Regions from separate parts of the Homo sapiens genome. Here all the other regions are linked to region 2. A link is a contact called in ENCODE Hi-C data. All regions are on one chromosome and are shown on one strand. The core of a region is the stretch at or near the end of the contact, and the rest is flanking DNA. Distances in the headings are between cores, read along the strand shown. Region 1 holds the start of MRPS31 (mitochondrial ribosomal protein S31). Region 2 holds the start of UFM1 (ubiquitin fold modifier 1). Region 3 holds the start of MTRF1 (mitochondrial translation release factor 1). Region 4 holds the start of KBTBD6 (kelch repeat and BTB domain containing 6). Region 5 holds the start of NAA16 (N-alpha-acetyltransferase 16, NatA auxiliary subunit). Region 6 holds the start of CCDC169 (coiled-coil domain containing 169).

Region 1 (3,762 bases), core at 225-2,724, 2.4 Mb after region 2:
GTAATCAGGGGAATGAATCTCACATGTAATCTTTACTACAATGTTTTCTTTCAAGACTGCTATCATACCACAGAAAACAATCTACATTATAGGAAAATCACGTCTAAGTAACTCCCTAGCACTAAAAATAATAAACCTCTCGACCTAACCTCCCACCTGAGTTTGTTTCCACTGACAGCAGCTCATCAGTACTTCAAATGCAACACCTTCAACACCACATTCAAGACTCCTCTTTCAGACTGACTTTCCATTTTTCACACTTTCTATATTAAAAGGCCCCCTAACATAAACAGGTATTTGTTGTTTTCTAAAAATTATAATATATGGAAAAATCTTTCTCAAGCCTGGCTCCGCATTCTTCTGTTAACATTAAGGATACCCTAATACTCCAACGCAGCCAGTTGAAATTTTTGCTATCTCTGACTACCCTACCATTATCCCATGACGTCACATCCCTTTAATTCTACCTGTGCAATTTTTCTCCTCCATTCAGCTGGTCCTTCCCATCTTCACTGCTACTAACCTGCTTCAGCACTGTACTTAACCAAACTGCCTTCTGAGTGTTACGCATGGAATTTATGCAGCGGAATTAGGTTTTCATAATAAAGTTCTCGGAGGATAAATACCAAAACCAAGTATGCCACAATTCCCTTTTTTCCTGGCTAACTTCAACCAGTGGTCCTCCTTCAGATTTCGTCAGACTTTTCCAGAAACGATATCCTGAGTCTCCCCTATAATGGTTAGGTGTCCCTATTTGCTATCCCAGCAAGTACTCATTCATGTTGGCTGAATAGTGTACTCTGTTTACCTACACTATCTCAGCTATTACTTCACTACATAGCACTTGAATTGTCTACTTTCTGGAACTACACGCTCCGTGATGGCAGGACTGTCTCACTTGGGGTTTACAACCAGTACTGGCACGCTGTTTTTCGAGTTTTTCAGTAATGAACTAAAGAATAAATGAAGGAAAACAAATGAGACTATCAAATAAATCTTGGGAGGCAAAAGATAAAAACCTGGGTAAACTGACAGGAGATGATGACAAGAGGAATGAGGCGCGGCGTGTAGTAGAGCACAGCGACCAGGTTTGTAATCGTAGCTCTGTTTTCACGCACACTATGACCTTGGGCAAGTCATCTTTTCTTTCTGGGATTTCTCTTTCCTCAGATTTAAAGCAATAGCTTCTAAGACCCAGCAGGTGGTAACATCGACCCCAGGAAGTCGGAGGATGTACAGGACGGGGCACGGGGTTGCCTGAGGACCTACCGGGCCAACAGCGCTGAACTGCGGTACCTGACTGTTCCGTGCCGAACAGTGAGTAGCATAATCGCAGCCGCTGATGTCTCCGGGCTTCCAGAGGACAAAGGGTGGCGGGAAAGGGGGCGAAGAGGTAGGAACGTCGAGACTCTAGGAAACATCGCCGAGACACGAAATGAACCAAGAACACAACTGAAATGGTGCGTCCCGCTGCCAAACACGTCCCCGCCCTCTCTTCCGCTTCCGGCCTGGCGCCTTCCTCCCCCTTTGCGCTCCGGTGGGCTACAGGGGCGGGTAACTGTGTTCCGGACTCGCCCGCGGCCGGGCGGAGCCAGTTGCCTCCAAGCGACCCGACCCACCCCGCGATTGTAGTCCTAGAGGCGGAGTCCTCGCCAGAGTTCAGCAAAGGTTCGCTGGCCGAGGCGGGTCCCAGACCGGCGAACCCGACAGTGGAGGGCGTGACCAGTTGTGCAAAAACTACAGATGGTGCCAGTGAGATCAGTCTCTTCTTTAACAGACAATATTTTGCGATGTTTGGAGGGGAAGGGTCTACAGCGTTCACCACGTTCTCAAAATGCGCCATGGCCACCAAAGAGGTTTAAAAAAAATTACTAAAAGACCTGCTGCCCTATGAATTAGCGTTTCCTTTCAGTCTTTATTTTTGATGTAGAGTCAAAATGAGACATAGGTTTCATTTTTCAAAAATAGCTTTATGGCCGGGCACGGTGGCTCACGCCTGTAATCCCAGCACTTTGGGAGGCCGAGGCGGGTGGGTCACTTGAGGTCACGGGTGCGAGACCAGCCTGGCCAACATGGTGAAACCCCATCTCTACTAAAAAAAAAAAAAAAAAAAAAAAATACAAACACACACACACACACACACACACAATTAGCCGGCCGTGGTGGCGGGCGCCTGTAATCCCAGCTACTGGGGAGGCTGAGGCAGGAGAAGCGCTTGAACTCGGGAGGTGGGGGCTGCAGTGAGCCGAGATCGCGCCATTGCACTCCAGCTTGGGCTACAGGGCGAGATTCTTTGTCTCAAAAAAACAAAAAAGAAAAGAAAAAAAGATTTACGCCGGGGGCACAGTGGCTCATACCTGTAATCCCAGTACTTACGGAAGCCGAGGCGGGCAGATCACTTGAGGCCAGGGGTGAAGACCAGCCTGGTCAACATAGTGAAACCCTGACTCTACTAAAAATGCAAAAATTAACCTGGCGTGGTGGCGAGTGCCTATAATCCCAGCTACTCGGGAGGCTGAGGCAGGAGAATAGCTTGAACCCGGGAGGCGGAAGCTGCAGTGAGCCAAGATTGTGCCACTGCACTCCAGCCTGGGCAACAGAGTGAGACCCCGTCTCAAAAAAAAAAAAGGATGAAAAGATGCAAGAGAGAGACTTGGCTTTTACCTGTCCCTCATGAAACAGGGAACTGTGACCCCAGAAGAGATGTGGGGTTCCCAAACTTGGAAGGGGATGAGAATAAATCTGGTGGGAAATGTTGGCTAATAGGACACATGGGAACCACTAGCCTAAAATTCCATAAAGGCATTCCAAAGTTTACATCAACATTTTCCCTGTCCTCTCAAAAAATAATCAAGGTGGGGAGGTGAGTTTTTGTGATACTAAAACACAGCTTACATTGAGCAGATCTTCCTGAGATCCACTAACACTAACAGAACCTTTGTGACTGAATGCTCTACACAGTACACTTGGGGATGCTTACTTTGTCTGATTTGTAAAAAAACAAACAAAAATTAAAGCATAACTTTGTCAAAAAACAAAATTATGGCAAATTTAGCATAATTGGTTTTTATTTGTGATTCTAGAATAGTGTTCCAGTGAGTTGAGCAGAGGGGTTTGGCTTTACAAGCACAAAAGAGTTGAAGAAAATAGAAACAGGGAACAAAAATCAGATTGGTCATTTCAAAGTTACCTTCCTTATAGGGTTAAAACAGAGGGATTCCTTGTCATGCTGGCTCAGGTAAACTAGGGCCCCTCTGATTGGTGCTGTGAATCTCCTGCTTTTGGAAAACTGGCCCTGATTTCAAAGTTCAGTTTGATTACTTGGCACTTAGCACAAGTGACTATTCTGGTTTGCTCTGGTGTGCTGGGGGCTAGTACAGGAAGCTTGTCCAAAACTACGGCCTCCTATAAACTTTAGCAACTTCAATACAGAAAAGTGTATGAATTATAAATATGTTGATGAAAATGTATCTTTGTTATTGTTGAGATGGAGTCTTGCTCTGTCACCGAGGCTGGAGTGCAGTGGTGCTATCTCAGCTCACTGCAACCTCCACCTCCCAGGTTCAAGCAATCCTCCTGCCCTAGCCTCCCGAGTAGCTGGGAGTACAGGCGTGCACCACCACCCCCAGCTAATTTTGGCATTTTTAGCAGAGACAGATTTCACTATGTTGGCCAGGCTAGTCTCGAACTCTTGATTTCAGGTGATCTTCCCATCTTGGCCTCCCAAAGTGCTGGGATTACAAGCATTAGCCACCGTGCCTG
Region 2 (3,542 bases), core at 924-3,423:
AGGTCTAACATGGTCACACTGTGCACTTCTACAGTCATTTCTGCCTCTACATGATACTAATTGGATCTTTTCCAAAACACATTAGGCCATTTATGCTATTTGTTGTCTTAAAATGTTCCATTGCCAATTATCTCCAAAAATTTGCTCCAGAGTTTGCTTCTGATTACAGCCATTAAACGTACTTCAACATTTTAACTTTTCAGTAAAAGAGAAGGTCCTTGTTTTGCTATAAAATTTTCCAATTGCAAATCCCTTCACAAAGTTAAAAAAATTGATTATAAATAAATCCATTTATAATTTCTTTCTTGTCCTAAGCAAAATAAAACTCAGGAGGCTGCAGAAATCATGCTGTGACTCTGAGGAGACAAACATGAGAAGCAGAGTTGGGGACTGAGGTGAAAAAGAATTCTAAATATTTAGAAACAGCTGCTTTTTAATATCTCAAGAGATGTTATTTTGATATATTATACAAATGTATTTTCTGAAGCAGCAGAATCTGAGTACTAAAGTCACACTGTGGGACTGAATTCTGTTTTCACCACTTTTTATACATACAATAAAAGCTCTCTGATTAATATCCATTTTTCTCTTTAGGATTTTGCCACGTTTTGATTCATGAGCAGAAACCAAACTATAAATAGCAGGATGCAAATTTTGTTTCAAAATATATTATATGTAGTCTTATAGACTGTAAATATGTACACTCATCTCTTTCATTATTATTTGGCTAGCTGACAATAGGTAGACACAATCACAGTTTTATCCTTATTACTATTCTCACAAGTTTTAGTCACACCCACTAATTGAATAGTTTCAGCTATTAAGGCTGTAACTGTTGATCCCTGTATCTGTCAATCAATATTTGGCTTCATCTACATATATGGTAAGACCATTATTTTAAAAAGTGAGGATGGCTGTCATGAGAATGTTGGAGTCTTACTTGCCTACTCAGAACCAGAACTCTCTCCACTGGGAAATGTCACCATAGAAGATCAGTTGGCTGCAAAATTATTGTAAAGATGAATTTGATCTCCATTATCCCTACTACAGTTCCTTCCTGGTTCCTCTCTTAAGTATCTCTCCTTAAGAATCTGATGCATATTCTAAAGATCAACTAGATTGCCCCATTATTTTAATGCCTACCTGCTTCCTCCTTTGTCTATTCATGCTAATGTTTTAAAAGGGCATTTCAGTCATTGTGAGACAGACGCATATTTTCCAAACACAGAGGTTTAGATCTGTAATAAAGTTTAGAGGACAATTTTCTTCCGTCATCACTACACAGGATGTTAGATCCTAGAGAGTTGACGCCTACCTGCCTTACTCATCTTGGATTCCCCAGAGTTTAGCTTAGCGCCGGGCAAATAGAAAGGGTTCAAAGTTGGTTGTTAAATTGAATAAATGTGGTCAGTGATTAGCAACTCAGCGCACTGGTTTAATTAGACCATATAACAAATTACTGAAATCTCCTGTTCATAGATGTGTCTTCCCAACTAGACGCCACGTTCCCCAAACGTAGAAACCTCATTTTTTCTCACCCACCCCAGCGGGAGTCTTGGCATAGATAATTCGTACTTGATAGCTCTCTTACTTAACCGAAATTCAATAGTTATAAATCAGTATCGGAAAGTAAAGCGTGAAGGAGAAACTATGAGAAATGTAAAGGATATAACAGGATTGGTTTGCTGGAAAGACGGAAGAAAACTAATGATAAAGCAGTGTTACAATTCCTGCTTCTGGAGCACCAATTAAGCTTTTCCGCGCTCAGGTTGCCTTAGAAACTTTAGAGCGCGTCCGCCCCAGCCCCGCCCCCGGCCTCGCCCCGAGCTTCGCCCCAAGTCCATCTCGCTCTTCATCCGACTACCCCATACCCTTACTTCCGCCCCAACCTGCCAACTGGAACCTAGGGTCCTACGCTCTATGCCCACGCTTATTCTGCCTGACTAAAAATATGGTAGCAAATTACCAAAGTTAGAAAGATATCTTATAAATATAATCCATACTTTTTTCTTAGATATATAAACGCAAAAGCACAAGATATTTGTAATTTAAAAGCGCCATCTAGCATGAGCTCTTAGGGCCAATTTTCAGGCAGTGCGTTGGATAGCAACAACTTCGGAGGTCCCCAGATTGCAGAGGGAGACGTGGACGTGAGTGGAGCGGGGCGGTCCCCAGCACACTAGAGGAAGTCGTGCTACCCCCGCGGAGTTGTCGTGTGTTCTGGATTCATTCCGGCACCACCATGTAAGTGTTTGCTTACCGACTGCCATAATTCCTGGTCCAGCTGCCCGACCCTGACTCTCTCCCGCTCTTTTCCTCAGGTCGAAGGTTTCCTTTAAGATCACGCTGACGTCGGACCCACGGCTGCCGTACAAAGTGTGAGTAGCTCGGCCGAGATGGGCCTTTTGGGGCCGGACAAGACGGGGCTGGGTTGGGGATGATCCGAGCTTTTCCAACAACTACCCCACGCAGTCTTCATCTCTTCACTTCATCTACTTTCCTGGCTCGCGCCCTTCCAGGAGCCTTTCCCACCGGAGCCTGCGAGGAGAGGTCCGTACTTGCTCGCTAAGTGTCAGCTTGGCAGCTTGGCCCCGTCACGAGGGTGTGGGTGTGTTTCTGATTAGTGACCTCCCCTCGGAATTCATTTGGTGGGCAGGTGGCGCGGGAGGACAGGTGGACCAGGTTCTGGTAATTTGTTGGGATTCTTAAACAGTCCCCATCTGCTGGATATTAGAAAAGCGTTTCACCGCTTTGGCCAGCTGGTTGAGGAAGTTAAGGAAGACATTCCATCTTGATAGTCAAGACTTTGAAATTACTTGAACATTTGTTATTCCGCGGCTTCTGAGTTTCGTTGTGTATGAGTAACTCAGCAGTCGGGCATCACAAAGTAATGAGACTCAGATCACACCCTTCCTATGCTGGGATTTAATAGAGTATTTGGTAGGAATGGGAAATGCAGATAGGGGATAGTTTATCCATGTGGGGCCTTTACTTATCCTTCGCAGTTGAGTGATAGATTTTAAGTAAACACTCTTGAGGTTATTGCAGTTGGAAGTAGCATGAAATGTAGCAAAGAACAGGATTACAATAGAATTTTTTGCATAATTAATTAGTACCTTGGCCTACCTAGCTGACTGATAAATTTCAATGATTTACCAATCCATGATCCGTACAACCTCTCAGCCTTTTCCTCCCTTGATCTTTTCATCTCCAAAATATCCCTGTTACACTTTATCTCAGGTGTTCATGGTTGCAGCCTAGAACCTTAAGATTCCAATAATTGCTCCATCTCTGAGATGTCGTTTACAGGCACTCTTATGGATAAATACATTCTCTCCTACATGATTTACTATAATTTCTCATCTACAACGTTTCATTTAATCCATTAATCACAGTGATTTTTTATCTGTAGCTATCCCCACTTCTATTCCTTACCTTACTCCTTATATAGTTAAGAGTCCATTGGTCCACCTTTAAATCATTCTCATGCAAACACCCTCAACTCTGGTGGCCCTGTCTCTCCTCTCAGCATATTTTGGTTA
Region 3 (3,955 bases), core at 638-3,137, 2.9 Mb after region 2:
ACTTAATCACGACTATTCAGTCGGCTGGATGGAGACAGAGCTGGTATTAGAATGTAAGTTGCCTGTTCAGGACTCAGTAATTTTCACTCTCAATTGTGCAATCACTTTTCAAAAATGCTTCCCGTTTAGCTGAGATCCTAAAGGAAGAAAAGTTCAAGTATTAATAGACCAAGAAAGTAGGGCTGGTGAAAAGCTCTACAGTTATATTAAATGGTGACAATTATATTAAGCAAGAAAGGCAAGGAACAAAATAGAATCTCAATTACATTTAAAAAATATTCTACAATATAAGGTATACATGTAAAAAAAAAAAAGCACATAGAGTATTTTTTAAAAAGAAAGTTAAATAAGAAACATACCAAAATGTGCCGAGCACAGTGGCTCACGCCTGTAATCCTACCACTTTGGGAGGCCGAGGCGGGCAGATCATCTGAGGTCAGGAGTTCGAGACCAGCCTGGCCAACATGGGAAAACCCCATCTCTACTAAAAATACCAAAAAAATTAGCTGAGCGTGATGGCACACACCTGTAGTCCTAGCTGCTCGGGAAGCTGAGGCAGGATAATCGCTTGAACCTGGGAGGCGAAGGTTGCAGTGAACTGAGATCGCACCACTGCAACCAGCGTGGGCGACAAAGCAACACGCTGTCTCAAAAAAAAAAAAAAAAAAAGAAACATACCAAAATGTTAATAAAATGATCTCTAGTTGTGAGATTATGAATACCTTTTGCTTGCTATTTTTTCTACTTTTCAGTGTTTTCCAAGTTTCTTGCACATGTAGCATGGAATACTTTCCTAATCATAAAAAAAGATTAGTTTAAAAAATTACAGGTTAGGTGAAATTGGCTGTGTACAATAATTTTCTGTTCTCCTCCCCTCCAACAGAGATAATCAAGAGCTAACAAAAGTACACAATGGTCTTACTGAGTAAGAAAGGGAGAATATAAAGTGTTCTAAGAAAACTCTAAGGTTCAAAGTTGAAATAAGGGTCAAGCCACGCACAGTAGCATGCACCTATTGTCCCAGCTACCCAGGAGACTGAGGCAGGAGGATCACTTGAGCCAAGGAGTTCAAGGCCAGCCTGGGCAACACAGTGAGACTCAACTCAAAAAAAGAAGGATCAACATTTATCAAAATCAAACTTTACTGTCTCCAGTGATCCTACTATGCTAGGAGGTGCATTGATATATTAGCTCATTTGTTCACTATAAGTCTGTTAACTTAGCATTATCACCTAGGAAATAAAATAGTCAGAATGGTCTTTAAAATATTCAGTTTCCAGAGTTCTACTGATAGATTTTAGGATACTGCATCACATTATTAAAAGAACTGTTGAAGAAAGCACCAATGGCCAGCTGTCACAAACGTTACACTCCACCACCCCCGTATTTCAAGCACGTTAGAGAAAGTGTATCCATTTGCTAACAGACAGAATAAAAGGATGACAAATATATGTTTGTACGAATACTTATTGCTAAAATTTCCATTTTAGGAACAGTAGTAGAATGCATAATTTTCAAGGTCATGAATCTCAACATTAAGGAAAACAAAACAAAACAAGATGTTTACTCTCCAAGGTTAACTACACCTGAGAACAGCACGACTTCTCCATTACCCATCACAGTAACAGTATTACTCTGATGCTTTGGGGAAAGTTCTGAGTGTAGGCAGGTCAGAAGCGACAGCCCGCGGGGCAGCAGCACGGGCAAACCATGCTGTGTAACTCAGTATATGGAGTGATTCCATAAAGAGGCAATACAGGAGGCGGCGGGGAAGATCAGGAAAGAACTGTGAGTACCTAAGAAAAAGAAGAATACACGTTAGCTCTCTTTACTGAGGTCGGAACCTTCCGAGACCCGCCACATTTCAGCCCGACAAACCCGAGATCACGTTCACTTCCTGGTTCACTTCTTCCGGGTTAACGCACGCTCCCGGCCCCTCCTCCGCCACTACCGCTCTCCGGAGGAGTTGTCCTCGAGCATGCCTAACAATGGACTAAAATGACAAAAATGAGCTAAATGAGAAAAATGACAAAACGAGAATGAAATTGTCATCAGACAACCGCCCCCGCGCCGTCCTTATCCAGAGCGTGAGCCCAGAGCGGGGATGGAGATGGTGGGAGGGAGGGAGGGAGGGAGGGGCCAAGGTGGGACTAAACTACAACTCCCAGAGCGCCCACCAAAGAATCCTGGGAGTTGTAGTTTACCTTGCGGCAGCCTCCAACCCCCTCCACTCACTATCCAGCCAAATGTGGAGTTTTTGGTTTTCACCGTTAACTGCAAACCTAGAAGAGAGATTCTTTACGATTCTGATTAAGAGATCAAGATTTAGAACACATTGCATGTGAAATTACAATAATTTCCTTATGTATTAGAAGCCCGTAAAGCACTGTTTTCCAATATTTAAAAAAAATAAAGACTCCTTTTACATCATCCACAAATGTAGAAGATTCTGCGTGTAATTTCTATACTTTCAGCTTCCATTGCTTCAGAAAATACCTAATGACTAAAGGATAATACAAATAAATTTATATTTTAAAAGTAGTAACAGCCCCAAAAGTTAGGAGACCGTGTATTTCCACATGTTAGTGATTTTATAATGTTCTTTGCACATGGGAATGTAGGGGCTCAACCTAGATTCATAGCTTATGAACCACTGATTAAGTGAAGAATGAAAACTCCAGTTAATAAACAATTGCAGGAAAATGCAAGCATATTGTCCTACTTTGACTAATCCAGTGGGATCCAGCCCTTGGCTATCGCAATTTACAGTCTTTCTATCTCCATGCCTCAATTTTTCTTCCTGAAAGAAAAGGCAAAAAATGTACCATATTACTGACTTTACAGAGTATTTTCTTAGATTATAATCACATACATAGATAGGAGAATTAGCTATATATGCAAAATAATATCTAACGTTTATAGCCAACTTCAAGGTACCTACTTCTATGTACTATGTACTAAATACTGTTCTAAATGGTTTTACCCTATTAATTCATTTAATTTTTACAACCTTAAAATACTTATTTTGCAGAGGAGAAAATTAAGGCACACAGAGCTAAAGTAACTACTCCAAGGTAAAAAACAGTAAGTGATAGAGCCAAGACTCAATTAAGGCAATGGCTTTAATGATCTGTGGCTCCTAAGCTCTGATATAGGGCCACCCTGCTCCAAAAAAGAAAAAACCTTCAATCATGTATTCAATAAATAGTGAACACCAGTTATGTGCTATTCACTATTCTAGTCATGAGGATTTAGCAATGAACAGAAAAGACAAAAACCTTTGCCCACATGGAGCTTATGTTCCAGTAGGGGAAAAGTTTCAAAGGGTCTACATAAAGTCATTCTCCTAAGTTATCCAAAAAGTTCTTTAATTATTTATTCTGATTTGTGCTTTCAGCTATATAACTTGAGTATTATATATAAAGCTTTATTCTCCTTAAAAAATTAGTCTTAGTCGGGCGTGGTGGTTCACGCCTGTAATCCTAGCACTTTGGGAGGCCGAGCCAGGTGGATCACCTGAGGTCAGGAGTTCGAAACCAGCCTGACCAACATGGAGAAACCCCATCTCTACTAAAAATACAAAATTAGCTGGGCGTGGTGGCTCATGCTTGTAATCCTAGCTACTCGGAGGCTGAGGCAGGAGAATCGCTTGAACCCAGGAGACAGAGGTGGCAGTGAGCCAAGATTGCACCATTGCACTCCAGCCTGGGCAACAAGAGTGAAACTCCGTCTCAAAAAAAAAAAAAAGTAGTCTTACTGCTATGGACTGAATTGTTTATATTCATAATCATGTGCATATTACTAATATTTATTTTTAAAATTCATATATTGAAGCCCTAACCCCTCCAATACATGTGTCTGTATTGGAGATAGGGCCTTTAAGGTGATTAAGGTCAGATGAGGTCGTAAGAGTAGAGCCCTGACATAATAGGATTAGTGCCTTTCTAAAAAGGCA
Region 4 (3,670 bases), core at 931-3,430, 2.8 Mb after region 2:
GAGGAAACTCTGACCAGGTTCAAGGCAGGAAGGATAAACACGAGCAGAGAGGCAAAAAAAGTTAGAATCAAACTGCAAGAGGCCTAATGTGGTACCTATATTAATCCATTGGTCTCCCCTAATATCATATTCATACACAGTCACCCGGTTCTTTTTCCACTGTGGGGTGCGAGAGGTGATGAGCAACAATTTTTGGCCATGCTTGATAATTCTGTAGTTGTTGGTCTCTGAGACCAAGGGAATATTATTCATTTGCCTCCATTCTGCCCTAACTGGGTTGTAGACCTTCATGACTGGGATATCACAGATACAATAGATCTCCTCATTGAAGACGCAGGCTTCCTGAAAGTCATTGCGCTTCAGAGAAACGCACTTCAGCCACATATTGTGGCTAGGATCATAACAGAACATGCGCTTACTGTTGAGAGCATAGAGATAGTCTCGAATTACCATTAGGTCAAAGGATAAAAAAGAATGGGGCAGTGGAGCCACCAATGCCCACTGGTTTCTCTTAACATTGTAGCATTCCACTTCCTTCAACTTAACTCCAGTAATAGGGTCTCGCCCCCCCAAAATGTAGATATAGCCATTGAGATATGCCACATCCATGCCCTCACGACACAGCAAGCGATCTGCAAGTTGCTGCCAACTATTCTGAGCTGGTTTATACACCCAGAGGTCTGTCCTGGGCTGAGCAGCTAGATAGATGTCATGGTCAGGAGAGATACAGACAGCTAAAGTGGTGACAGTCCTAGTGTGAGCCAGACAGGTCAAAGGTGACGGCACTTTGTAAAGGTCCCCCGAGTATGGATCACAGCAGAGAAAGGGATCTCTGGGGTGTCCAAAGAAGATCACCATCTCCTTGGCACACATACCCAGTCTCTGGGGTGGATTTTCTGCTGCAGATACAAGAGAGTTGCTGCTGCTACTGCTGCTGCTGCTGTTTGGCACTGGCACCAGAGACTTGTACAACAGGTCACCATAGCGCATCTGCAGGGCCCCTTCAATAACGTCCAGGCAGTACTTCTTCACGATGGGCTTGGTCAGCAGCCCTTCTAAGTAGTCCTGATCTTCTTCAGTGAAGTGCATCCAGCGCACGCACTTGAAGACTTCTGCAGCACTGGGACCCCGCTCTTTGGGAGCAGCCTCCAGCCACTGCACTGCCACATGGCACACTGTCTGCTCACTCTCCACGTCCAGACTATCCAAGCGCAGGACAGCCAGCAGCTGGGCCAGGGTCAGATCTGCTAGAGTCTCCTCCCGAATTGAACCCATGTGGCTGAGTTGCTTGAAGTTCTGAGCTATATAGGACTGGGCCTGGGATCGCAGCTTGCGATGGCCAAAGGCATCTGCAAACTTGAGGATGGCGGTGCAGTTGGTCAGGTCAAGACGTCGGGCTAAGAAGGAGGCACAGGCTTCCCGCACATATTCCAGCTGTAGCATGTCGGAGGCCGCGTACAGGCGCTCCACGTTGGCCTCACTGAGAGACACACGACCCGTGTAGCAGTAGTCGACCAACACCTCGAAGGACTCGGCGTCCACATCGTGCATGGTCACGCTGGCCTGCTGGCTCTCGTACATGCCACCTGTGAACATGCTCTTGAAGTAGGGACATGCCGCGGCCAGCACATTGCGGTTGCAGGGGAACAGGCGACCCGTGCCAGGCCCGCTGCCAGGCGTCACCACCTCGATGGTCACATCACACAGCAGCCGCGCATCGTAGAAGGACTTGAGCTGTGCCAGCAGGGCTGCAGAATGGGCCGTGTCCTTTAATTCCTCTGGACCCGTGAAAAAGGCCGAAACTGTGGGTTTGTGAATCTTCTTGGGCCGCTTCCCACCACGGGGACTGGCTAGGCGGCGAGAGCGCGGGGCGTCTTCCCGGGACTGCATGGTGGAGATGGCGACGGGCGCTGATGGCGAGAAACGCTGCAGGACCCGGCTCTGGCTCCTCCTCAACCTTCCCTCGCTGACGCTAAGATAGCAGCGTCTCCGAAGAGACAGCAGCACGAGCCCATTTACTGAATTCAACCCTACCCCGCAGAACCGCCTCCCGTTATCGTTTAGACAGTGGCTGACTCACCCTCTCTCACTCCCGCGTCCTTTCTCCGCGTCTGCTCGCCTTCACAGGACCCGCTGGCTTGGAGCCGCAGAAGCCGCTACTGCAGCGTGGGCGACAATGCTAGGCGCCCAGGAGAACTACCGCTCCCAGGTTGCCTTTCGCGCCCCGAGGGCTGCTGGGACTCTCGGACTCCCGGGCCGAGACCGAGGGAAAGAATCCGCTTTGCATGTCGGGAGTAGTAGTTTGTGTAATATCGCGATCCTTCTCTGGTGTTCCTTGTTTTAGCTGACGACACTCGAGAGCGCCAATTTTCCTAGATTCGATTTTGTGGTTTGGAACTGTGGTTTTGGAATCCAGAGTAGTCGCCTCGTTCTAGTATGTATTGTTTGACTTGTCTCTTTGAACTGTTTCTTCTTTTGTAAGACGTGAACAGTAGTATTTCATAGGATTGTGTGAAGATTACATGAGTTGGTTATAGGACGCTGTTAATAAATATTTGTTGGTTTGTAGAATAATTACTCAGTTCTTAGAATTATAAAGGTTCGATAAGTTTTCTTCCAGCCTTTATTAAAAAAAAAAAAAGGAAGCACCACTAATTTGAAATTATGAGCCTGTAGGAAAACAAAAAACCCCCCAAAACAGAAAACCTTGCAAGTTCCAGCAGAGATCCCTTTTTAGGGGCGTGTGTGTGTGTGTGTGTAAATTAGATTTTATTTTTAGGTTTACGGAAAAATTGAGCAGCAGGGACAGGGAACTTCCATATATCTCTCCCCACTTCACAGTTCCCTTATTATTAACATCTTGTATTAGTGTATGTATCCATTAGAAGTGATTTTTTTTTTTTTTTTTTTTTTACTCACTATGCCTCTCCCTGGTACCAAAAGATAACTCAGGGTTTGTAGGATTGGTTGGCTATCGCTGGAATTAGATCCCTGGCTTTTTCACAATTGCCTGTCCTTATTTGCCATGACTAAAAGGAGACCACCTCCAGTCACCTGACTTTGAGACTTTCCTTCCATATCTGCATTTCAAAACCTGAAGTCCTCTGTAGCCACTTCTCCCACTTGGTCTCTCCAATATTCAGTACCCCTTTCCCTTTTTTACACAAAAGAAGAGACATGCTTTAGGGGGTCCTCACCCCAAAACACAATGGAAGCCAGAGGCCTGGTTGGTAATTTAGCATCCTTTTAGACCCAGTGGCTCAAGCATTTCTCCCCTTGCTTGTATGAAGTTGCCTCTCCATCAGAGCTGACTTTATTTCTAGTCATTCACTCAACCTTTACTTACCCCGTGCAGTTCAGACATTAGAAGTCACTGAGAACACCTAACACGTTTCCGCTTCGGACTCACCTCCTGTGAAACCCTGCCACTGTCTTCCTCTCTCATCACTGTCCACCGTAGTCAAAACAATCAAGCCACTCTTCTTCCCATTCCCTCTGAAGGACAACCTTGTGACTGAATCACCGTCACACAGTCATTCACATTTCCTCACTCTGACATCACCAGAACTCCTCTCAGAGACCTTGATATCACCTTTGTAGATGGTTCTTACCTCAGGAGTACAAATGGGGAATTTTAAGCAGGATACACTATTGCAGATTTTCAACAGCC
Region 5 (3,939 bases), core at 1,072-3,571, 3.0 Mb after region 2:
TAATTCCACCTGTAAGTGAAAACATGTGGTATTTGATTTTCTGTTCCTGCATTAATTCATTTTGGATAATGGCCTCCAGCTCTACCTGTGTTGCTGCAAAGGACATGGTCTCATTCTTTTTTGTGGCTGTGTAGTATTCCATGGTGTACCACATTTTCTTTATCCAGTCCACCGATGGGCATCTAGGTTACTTCCATGTCTTTTTATTGTGAATAGTGCTGCGATGAACATACACGTGCATGTGTCCTTTTTTTTTTTGAGGCAGTTTGTTGCCCAGGCTGGAGTGCAGTGGCATGATCTTGGCTCACTGCAACCTGTCTCCCAGGCTCAATTGATCCTCGCACCTCAGCATCCCAAGTAGCTGGGACTACAGGCACTCGCCACTATGCCCAGCTAGTGTGTGTGTGTGTGTGTGTGTGTGTGTGTGTGTGTGTGTGTTTGCCATGTTGCCCCGGCTGGTCTCCAACTCCTGAGCTCAGGGTGATCCGCCTGCCTCAGCCGCCCAAAGTGCTGGGATTACAGGCGTGAGTCACTGCACCTGGCTGTGCATGTGTCTTTACGGTAGAACAATTTATATTCTTTTGGGTATATACCCAGCAATGGGATTGCTGTGGACCCCCAATTTTAATGACAGTACTTTCCCTATTTTAAAGGACTCCTATGATGCTTTAAAATCATGTGTGAAACGTAGGAGATTGAAAGAAAAAAAAAGACTCCTATGATTCTTTCATGTCCAACCAACTTAGGCTAGAAAGAAGGAAAATCAAATAGGCAGGCACTGTGGCTCACACCTGTAATCCCAGCACTTTGGAAGGCCGAGGTGGGCAGATCACCTGAGGTCGGGAGTTTGAGACCAGCCTGACCAACATGGAGAAACCCCGTCTCTACTAAAAATACTAAATTAGCCAGGTGTGGTGGTGCATGCCTGTCATCCCTGCTACTTGGGAGGCTGAGGCAGGAGAATCGCTTGAACCTGGGAGGCGGAGGTTACAGGGAGCTGAGATAGCGCCATTGCATTCCAGCCTCGGCAACAAGAACAAAACATCGTCTCAAAAAAAGGAAAATAAAAAAGGGCAGCCCAGTTCTGATTACAGCCGACTAAATGCAGTTACTCATCAATTACTTTATAGTCTCAGAAATATGCACCCATTAAGATTCAGCACATGTATAAATAAACTTATGTACCTAATGTTTACACACACCTTACTACTAACCCTACACTGAATGTATGGTTTATTCTTGCCACTGTTGTATCTTTCTAGACTCACACATTACCATCAATATGCTGCCTTTTATTTGTTGTAGAGAGTATCCCAGAGTTGGAAGATCCTGAATTTGAAGCCTGTTTCTCCCATTATTATATGGCTTTCAGGAAGGGGAACCATCTGAAGAGAAAGGGTAGGTAGACTCAGAAGACCAGTGGCCTTATAAAACCGTAATTCCGGCCAGGTGTGGTGGCTCACGCCTGTAATCCCAGCACTTTCGGAGGTTGACGCGGGGGCGGATCACGAGGTCAAGAGATCAAGACCATCCTGGCCAACATGGTGAAAGCCTGTCTCTACTAAAAATACAAAATTAGCCGGGTGTGGTGGCGCATGCCTGTAATCCCAGCCACTCGGGAGGCTGAGGCAGGAGAATCCTTTGAACTCAGGAGGCGGAGGTTGCAGTGAGCCCAGATAGCGCCACTGCACTGCAGCCTGGGCGACAAGAGCGATACTCCATCTCAAAACCAACCAACCAAACAAAAACAAAGATTGTAAATGTTTGTTTGGTTTGCCCTGGAAAGAGAAGGCTTCTACTTAGAGTCTGAATCAAGGAGGAAAAGGAAAGAAAACAAGTTCATCTTTCATCAAAAGTCTACTTTGCATCGGACACTTAAATTCCTAAATGGGGAGAAATGCAAAAAACTCTGACTCTTCAGAGTCATAACTAACATTATCTTGCGCCACAAGCTTATCAAGAGTGCAATACAAGTCAGTGTCTTCTCTTTTCTACTTAAAAGAAAATTCTCGTTTTTATTTATTACTTTATTGCAAGGAGAAGCAGACAATAAGTAGGAGTCTTATGAGGCGTTCTGATGCATAGGAGCAATGGTGAATGAGGGTGGTGACTCACCACCCCATGGGACTCCAAGGTTTTGGTGACAGCTCGCCTGAGCCCCAGGGGGTGCCGAGATTGCGGCGAGGAGAGCCGCAGCACAAGGCAAATCCACGCGGTTGGTCCCCGCTACGCCCCCGTAGTCACCCGCAGCCCCTCGCCAAAGGGCGCTCCGCGCATGCGCACAGGATCCGGCTCGGGAGGCGGACCCTGGCTGCCATCTTGCAGTGCGCGGGAACCGCCGCCGCCGCCGCTGGCCAAAAAGCGGAGCCCAGGGGAAGCGTGTCCTGCTCAGACCGCCTTCCTTCTCCATTGCCACCCGTGCCGAACAGCCAGGCTGCCCAATTGCAACTGTAGACCAATGAACTAATCCATCGCCCGCAGCCCGACTCTCAGCAGCGGTTCGTCCCGGTGCCCACCCCCGCGAAGCGGAGCGCCCGGGCACCTAGCCTCCCTGCCGGCCACCTAGCCTCCCTGCCGGCCACGATGCCGAACGTGCTGCTGCCGCCCAAGGAGAGCAACCTCTTCAAACGCATCTTGGTGAGTGGCCGTAGGCCGCGCTGCCGCCCCCCGGTCCCCGGGTCCTCGGGCCTTAAGGGCAAGCGGTCTGGCGGCGGCCGGCGCGGGCCAGGCTTGGCCTCCGCTGCCCACCGCTCTTTGTTTACCTCGGAGGTCGCGGGACCCCACTTTCCCGCTCCGGCCGGCCCACGGGGGCTGCCGAGCCGCTCCTCCGTGCGCTTCCTTTCCGCGGTCTTCTGCGGCTCGCCTCACCCCCGCCGCGCTCTTTCCAGAAACTTCACGCCGCTCTCCGCAGTGCCCGGGCACAGCCGCCTCGGCCGGTAGTGGCTGCCGTGCTCTCTGCCGCGCCGGGCTCGCAGCAGCCCCTCAGGGATCCTCCCCCGGTGGTTTATTTTGCCAGTCTCTCCTCGGCTAGGTGTTTTGCGTTCTGCATTCTCTGCTTTGCGTTTAGTTAGATTGCACAGCACACCCGCATACCTATTAAAGCGGGATCGATGCGATGGTGGAATTTTTCCTGGTTACGAGGAAATAAAACCGGCAACTTTAGGAAGCCAGGCCTGGCACCACCTCCCTTTGGGAAAAAGTTTGCCTGTTTGTAATGTACCTTATTTACCTCTTTGGAAGTGAATATTTGACTTGAAGTGCGTTTCTGAGTTGTCACCAACTTCAAAACAGCTGTTTGCTTTTTAGTCGCACAGGCCTTGCTTGAGTAATTAAAGCCGCGTGGACTGGCTGGTTTTGCATTTGAGGGGAGCATTTTTACTTTATCGCGGAGCAGAAGCCTGAATAATGGCCCCGTAGTGATGACCGCTGCGGAGCCGGGTGGGCAGTTTTCTGTGGGCTGTGTGCCAGCGTCCCTGGTAGCTTTCCAGGTTCTGTTCTTCCAAGGAGAAGAGGCAGCATTCCTTTGCTTTCCTCAGTATCCTCTGGCTACCCTAGGTTTTAAACTAATATTGTTAGTAGGTAACTGTCTTTTCTAGTTTATCTTTTCACCTGAAAAAAAGCTTTTATTTGCTAAACATGCATTTAGGTTTAAAGGTGAATTTATTGAAAGCTGGGTTGGCTATATGGCTGTTAGTTGTTGCTTAACTTTACTATAAATAAAATACTAATTTTAGAGTAATTTTAAGTATGAACAGCGGCAGATAATTCATAGTAGCTGTTCTGTTTCAAGACGATAGAAACTTCACACTTAGTCTTCAGATTAGGATACATAGTAGATGGGATAAAAATTTTAAATATTATGTGGTGCTTAGTTTTGAACCAATAATAAGATACAAATGTGAGAACATTAAAAATACGAATAATTAAAGCACGTGGCAG
Region 6 (3,986 bases), core at 351-2,850, 2.1 Mb before region 2:
CCTGAATAGCTGGGATTACAGGCATGCGCCACCAAGCCCTGCTAATTTTTTTGTATTTTTAGAAGAGACAGGGTTTCACCATATTGGCCAGGCTGGTCTCGAACTCCTAACCTTGTGATCCGCCCAGCCTCGGCCTCCCAAAGTGCTGGGATTACAGGCGTGAGCCACCAGGCCCGGCCCTTGGAAATCCTTTATTTTTAACTTAAATATCATCCTAAAGAAGTTAGTTACCTGGTTTTTCAGAACCAAGCAAATTAGGCACTGCACATTATTACAGAAAGGCATACCTAGGGCAATACATAACAGCTGACAAACTGAAACAAAGAGAAAAAAACAAACACTAATTTAAAAGGTTAGCTATTTAGGGCATCAGTAAATAGAACATTATCATATGACAGGGCCATTTATTCAATAAATATTTTTGAGTGCCTATTATGTTCAAGGCATTGTATTAAATACGGAAGAATTCAGTGAACAGTGAACAGAAAAATAGCAATAGCGGCAGCAAAGTTCCACTGGATGCGTATCACAAGCCAATGCTAAGTTCTTTATAGTGCATTTCATTCCAACCTGGGAACAACAGCAGGAGGTATGAGATGACTATTTGTATACCAGTCTTAGAGCTGAGAAAACTGAGGATTAAAGAGGTTAATTAACTTGTCTAAGATTGCATAGTTACTGAGTGACAAGAGATGGAGTTTGTGTTTTTGCAGGACTGTCCTCAAGTACTTGCTCTTATTCTCTACTTCCTCAGAATACACAGAACCTGTCCTCAGAACGCGTGTAGTTTGGTAGCAAAACAAGAAATAGACAGGCAATTAAAATACTGTGACTGGAGCTACAATAGAGGAAAACCCAGAACCCTATCTAGGCACAAAGGAGAGTCCAATTCTCACGGGACTTGTGGATGGAGTTGGGAGTATGTCCAAAAAATACTTTAAATGTTTCAAAAATTTAACACGAAGTACGAATACTGTTTTTAAAAAGCATAAAGGAGGAGTAACAGTTTTACTAAATGTCATTTTATGAAGTTCCCCTTAAAGGGATGAAAGAAAAAAAAAACCCCGTATAACTAAATAAAATCTTTGGAATTTTAAGCAGAAAACCTGGATTTATGGAGACATCAAAACCAAACACAACTTTTGGCATTACAGTATATGGGCAAAATACACGCCATATGATTGGATCCTTAAGGGCAGCACATCCTACCCGGAAAGCTGCCTACTTAACAATACCAAAGGCTTACTCAAAGAGGCACGTGAATCTTTCGCATGGAATACTTTTGGAACCCAGACCGAAGTGCCCAGGGGTTAATCACGGCGCCGGTCTTACAGCACCCTCAGCGGCTTCAGCCCTGAGACTCTGCAGGTGAAGGCTCGGGGGGTGTGGACGGGACCCCACACCGCGCCGCCCGCCGACTCACTTCTTGCGGACTTCTTCCAGCAACTGCTGTTTCAGGCGGTTGGTGCTCACACCGTCGAAGTTGTAGTTTCTCTCTTCCTTCATAGTGTCAGGCCAGAGACCTCCCGCGTCTTTCCCCTCAGCACCTTAGAGCACAAGACATTAAGGGCCACCCAGAAGCCAGTACGGCACGAGGCGGTGAACCCCAACCGCCCCCCGGTCGCACCTCCCGCGCCTGCCCGCAGAGGCACGTGGTGACGTCATAAAGCGATGCCCGCAGGCGGCAGGGGGTGGGGCGAGGGCAGCCGGGGAGACTGGAGAAGCCTACTCTGTGCGGTGGAGCGACCCTGGATAACAGCTCCAGGGACACTCCTTGCTCAAGACGCTGGGGTTAGACGTGCTCCGGCTACACAGCGGAGTGTCAGGGGGCCAAGAATATCCCTCTCCTTTTTCTTCCCTCCTGCTGGCTTTGGTTGCTTTCCTAAACATTGCCCCGGACGGCAAAGTCGGCTTCACTCTTAGCCCTTGTTAGGGAAACGCTGGATCCAAGATTAGCTGCGCCCTTCTTTGCTTCAGTTGAACAAGCACCAGAGTCGCTGATTTGGCAGTGTCGGAGCGGGAGGAACTGGTCTTAAAAAGGTACCTCCTGAACTCGGGAAGACTGCTAACCCTCCAGATTATTGTTTTGCATCTGTGTGCTGTTCATGAACATACCTCAGAGCTGCTCACTGCAACTTGAAATTTCATTATATTTTTAATCACAAAGTTTGCATCCTACCCTTGATACATCTGTGTTTCCTTGACAAAAAGAGACAAACTCTGTAAAATATTTGAAGAGATTTATTCTGAGCCAAATGAGTGACCAATGGCGGGTGACAGCCCTCAGGAGATTCTGAGAACACGTGCCCAAGGTGGTCAGGGTACAGCTTAGTTCTATACATTTTAGGGAGACATGGGACATCAATCAAATGCATGTTAAGATATACACTGGTTCCATCGGGAAAGGCAGGGCAATTGGAAGGGGTGGGGGACGGGGTGGCTTCCAGGTCACAGCTAGATTCAAAGATTTTCTGATTGGCAATTGGTTGAAAAGTTACTGACTAAAGACTTAGGAATGTCTTTAGAGAATAAAGGGGTTGTGGAGACCAAGGTTTTAGTGAGAATGGGATAATTGGTGTGGAAAACACAATTTGGTGTCAGAAGTGTTGTGAATACATAGTTTTCCAATTGAGTTTCTGGATGAGATTAACATTTCAATTGGTAGACTGAGTATAGTACATTGTCTTCCCCAATGTGGGTGGGCCTCAGCCAATCGACCGAAGACAGAATAGAACAAAAAGGCTGACCTCCCAGGAGTAAGAGGGAGCTCCTACAGCCAAACAGCTTGAGCTGGAACACTTTTCCAGCCTTGGGCTCAGACTGGGACTGCACATCAGTTTGCTTGCATCTCCAGCTTGTCAACTGCAGATCCTGAGACTTCTCAGCCTTCATAATTGTACGGGCAAATTCCTTATAATAAATCTTTTATACACACACTCCCTATTGGTTCTGTTTCTGTGAATTACCCTAATATAGGAGGTATGCTTATCAAAATTTTGTCTAGCTGTTAAGTCTGAAAGGGCAACTCACAACCAAGTAAACAGAATAGAATGAAGTGAAAAGGACTAGATTATCTGTTGACAAATCCAAATATACAGAGGATTTCTTTTTTGAGACGGAGTCTCATCTGTCTCCCAGGCTGGAGTGCAGTGGCACAATCTCAGTTTACTGCAAACTCCACTCCTGTGTTAAAGCAATTCTCCTGCCTCAGCCTCCCAAAGTAGCTGGGACTACAGGCACGCACCACCATGCCTGGCTTAATTTTTTTGTGTATTTTTAGTAGAGATGGGGTTTCACCATATTGCTCAGGCTGGTCTTGAACTCCTGACCTCGTGATCCACCCACCTCTGCCTCCCAAAGTGCTGGGATTATAGGCATGAGCCACTGCACCCGACCCAGAGGATTTCTTAAAAAGATCTGTTAGCAGGATCTCACTGTGGGAAATTAGGAGCAAAGGCAAGCAGAAAACAGGTTTGTCAACAACTACAGAAACCACAGATTTGTGTTTCTGGCAGAGATAAAGGACCTGAATTTACCCTCCTGCCTGAAACAACTAAAAAACTAAGAGGAACAAAAAAAGAACATTGAACATCAGGCAATAAGGGAAAACGATCACCAAGAGATGAGACACAAATGAGGCAAGCTCCCAAATTGGCCTGGGCCTGCCAGGGTACAAAGCAGAAAGGGAGAAAACAGGCAGAGGCTGGTGGTTGCCCTAAGTTGAGGAAACGGAGTTTCTCTAAGAGTCTAGAGAGAACAAGGCAGCTAGACTTTGCAGGGCAGATATTGGAGGGGAGAGCTGCACAGGGTGTTCCCAGACCAAACTGAGGGTTGGGTTGCTATTTCTTGTGACCCAGTAAGAACATGTAGATGAACTGGGGAGGAAGAGAGTTTTTATTTCTGGAACCAGTTACAGGCAGAAGCCCTGGAAACTATAACCAGACCAACTCAAAATTACAGTTTTCCAGACCTTCTAAGCTATATGT

Evidence for each region. Hi-C counts contacts between places; a loop is a spot of excess contacts on that map. Pooled maps may share reads with other maps.
Region 1: a map of CD14-positive monocyte shows a loop between it and region 2 (11-fold over the local background). The contact joins the promoter of MRPS31 here to the promoter of UFM1 in region 2. A Hi-C loop is called at or near these places in 2 of 168 maps with a recorded cell type or tissue (CD14-positive monocyte and naive thymus-derived CD4-positive, alpha-beta T cell) and 12 of 50 pooled maps.
Region 3: a pooled map shows a loop between it and region 2 (20-fold over the local background). The contact joins the promoter of MTRF1 here to the promoter of UFM1 in region 2. A Hi-C loop is called at or near these places in 6 of 50 pooled maps.
Region 4: a map of CD8-positive, alpha-beta T cell shows a loop between it and region 2 (13-fold over the local background). The contact joins the promoter of KBTBD6 here to the promoter of UFM1 in region 2. A Hi-C loop is called at or near these places in 3 of 168 maps with a recorded cell type or tissue (CD8-positive, alpha-beta T cell and naive thymus-derived CD4-positive, alpha-beta T cell) and 10 of 50 pooled maps.
Region 5: a loop to region 2 is called in a pooled map, with 13 times the contacts of the local background. The contact joins the promoter of NAA16 here to the promoter of UFM1 in region 2. A Hi-C loop is called at or near these places in 5 of 50 pooled maps.
Region 6: a pooled map shows a loop between it and region 2 (16-fold over the local background). The contact joins the promoter of CCDC169 here to the promoter of UFM1 in region 2. A Hi-C loop is called at or near these places in 5 of 50 pooled maps.

The regions. Positions count from the first base shown.
Region 1 is chr13:40,769,716-40,773,477 of GRCh38, forward strand. It overlaps MRPS31 (mitochondrial ribosomal protein S31), which reads right to left and starts at 1,475. Exons shown (of 7, transcript NM_005830.4): 1 at 1,270-1,475. The coding sequence starts at 1,421. RefSeq lists an enhancer at 1,364-1,533.
Region 2 is chr13:38,347,678-38,351,219 of GRCh38, forward strand. UFM1 (ubiquitin fold modifier 1) reads left to right here and starts at 2,174. Exons shown (of 6, transcript NM_016617.4): 1 at 2,174-2,244; 2 at 2,322-2,378. The coding sequence starts at 2,243. RefSeq lists silencers at 1,704-1,813, 2,511-2,725 and an enhancer at 1,924-2,133.
Region 3 is chr13:41,261,689-41,265,643 of GRCh38, forward strand. It overlaps MTRF1 (mitochondrial translation release factor 1), which reads right to left and starts at 1,888. Exons shown (of 10, transcript NM_004294.4): 1 at 1,797-1,888. RefSeq lists an enhancer at 1,306-1,806 and a silencer at 2,094-2,183.
Region 4 is chr13:41,130,622-41,134,291 of GRCh38, forward strand. KBTBD6 (kelch repeat and BTB domain containing 6) reads right to left here and starts at 2,181. Exons shown (of 1, transcript NM_152903.5): 1 at 1-2,181. The coding sequence starts at 1,890. It overlaps KBTBD6-DT (KBTBD6 divergent transcript), which reads left to right and starts at 2,307. Exons shown (of 4, transcript NR_120423.1): 1 at 2,307-2,434. RefSeq lists enhancers at 1,834-1,883, 2,244-2,483.
Region 5 is chr13:41,308,946-41,312,884 of GRCh38, forward strand. NAA16 (N-alpha-acetyltransferase 16, NatA auxiliary subunit) reads left to right here and starts at 2,322. Exons shown (of 20, transcript NM_024561.5): 1 at 2,322-2,637. The coding sequence starts at 2,584. It also overlaps a transcript of MTRF1 not described here.
Region 6 is chr13:36,296,214-36,300,199 of GRCh38, forward strand. It overlaps CCDC169 (coiled-coil domain containing 169), which reads right to left and starts at 1,601. Exons shown (of 8, transcript NM_001144981.3): 1 at 1,424-1,601. The coding sequence starts at 1,506. It overlaps CCDC169-SOHLH2 (CCDC169-SOHLH2 readthrough), which reads right to left and starts at 1,601. Exons shown (of 16, transcript NM_001198910.2): 1 at 1,424-1,601. RefSeq lists enhancers at 1,228-2,189, 2,190-3,152.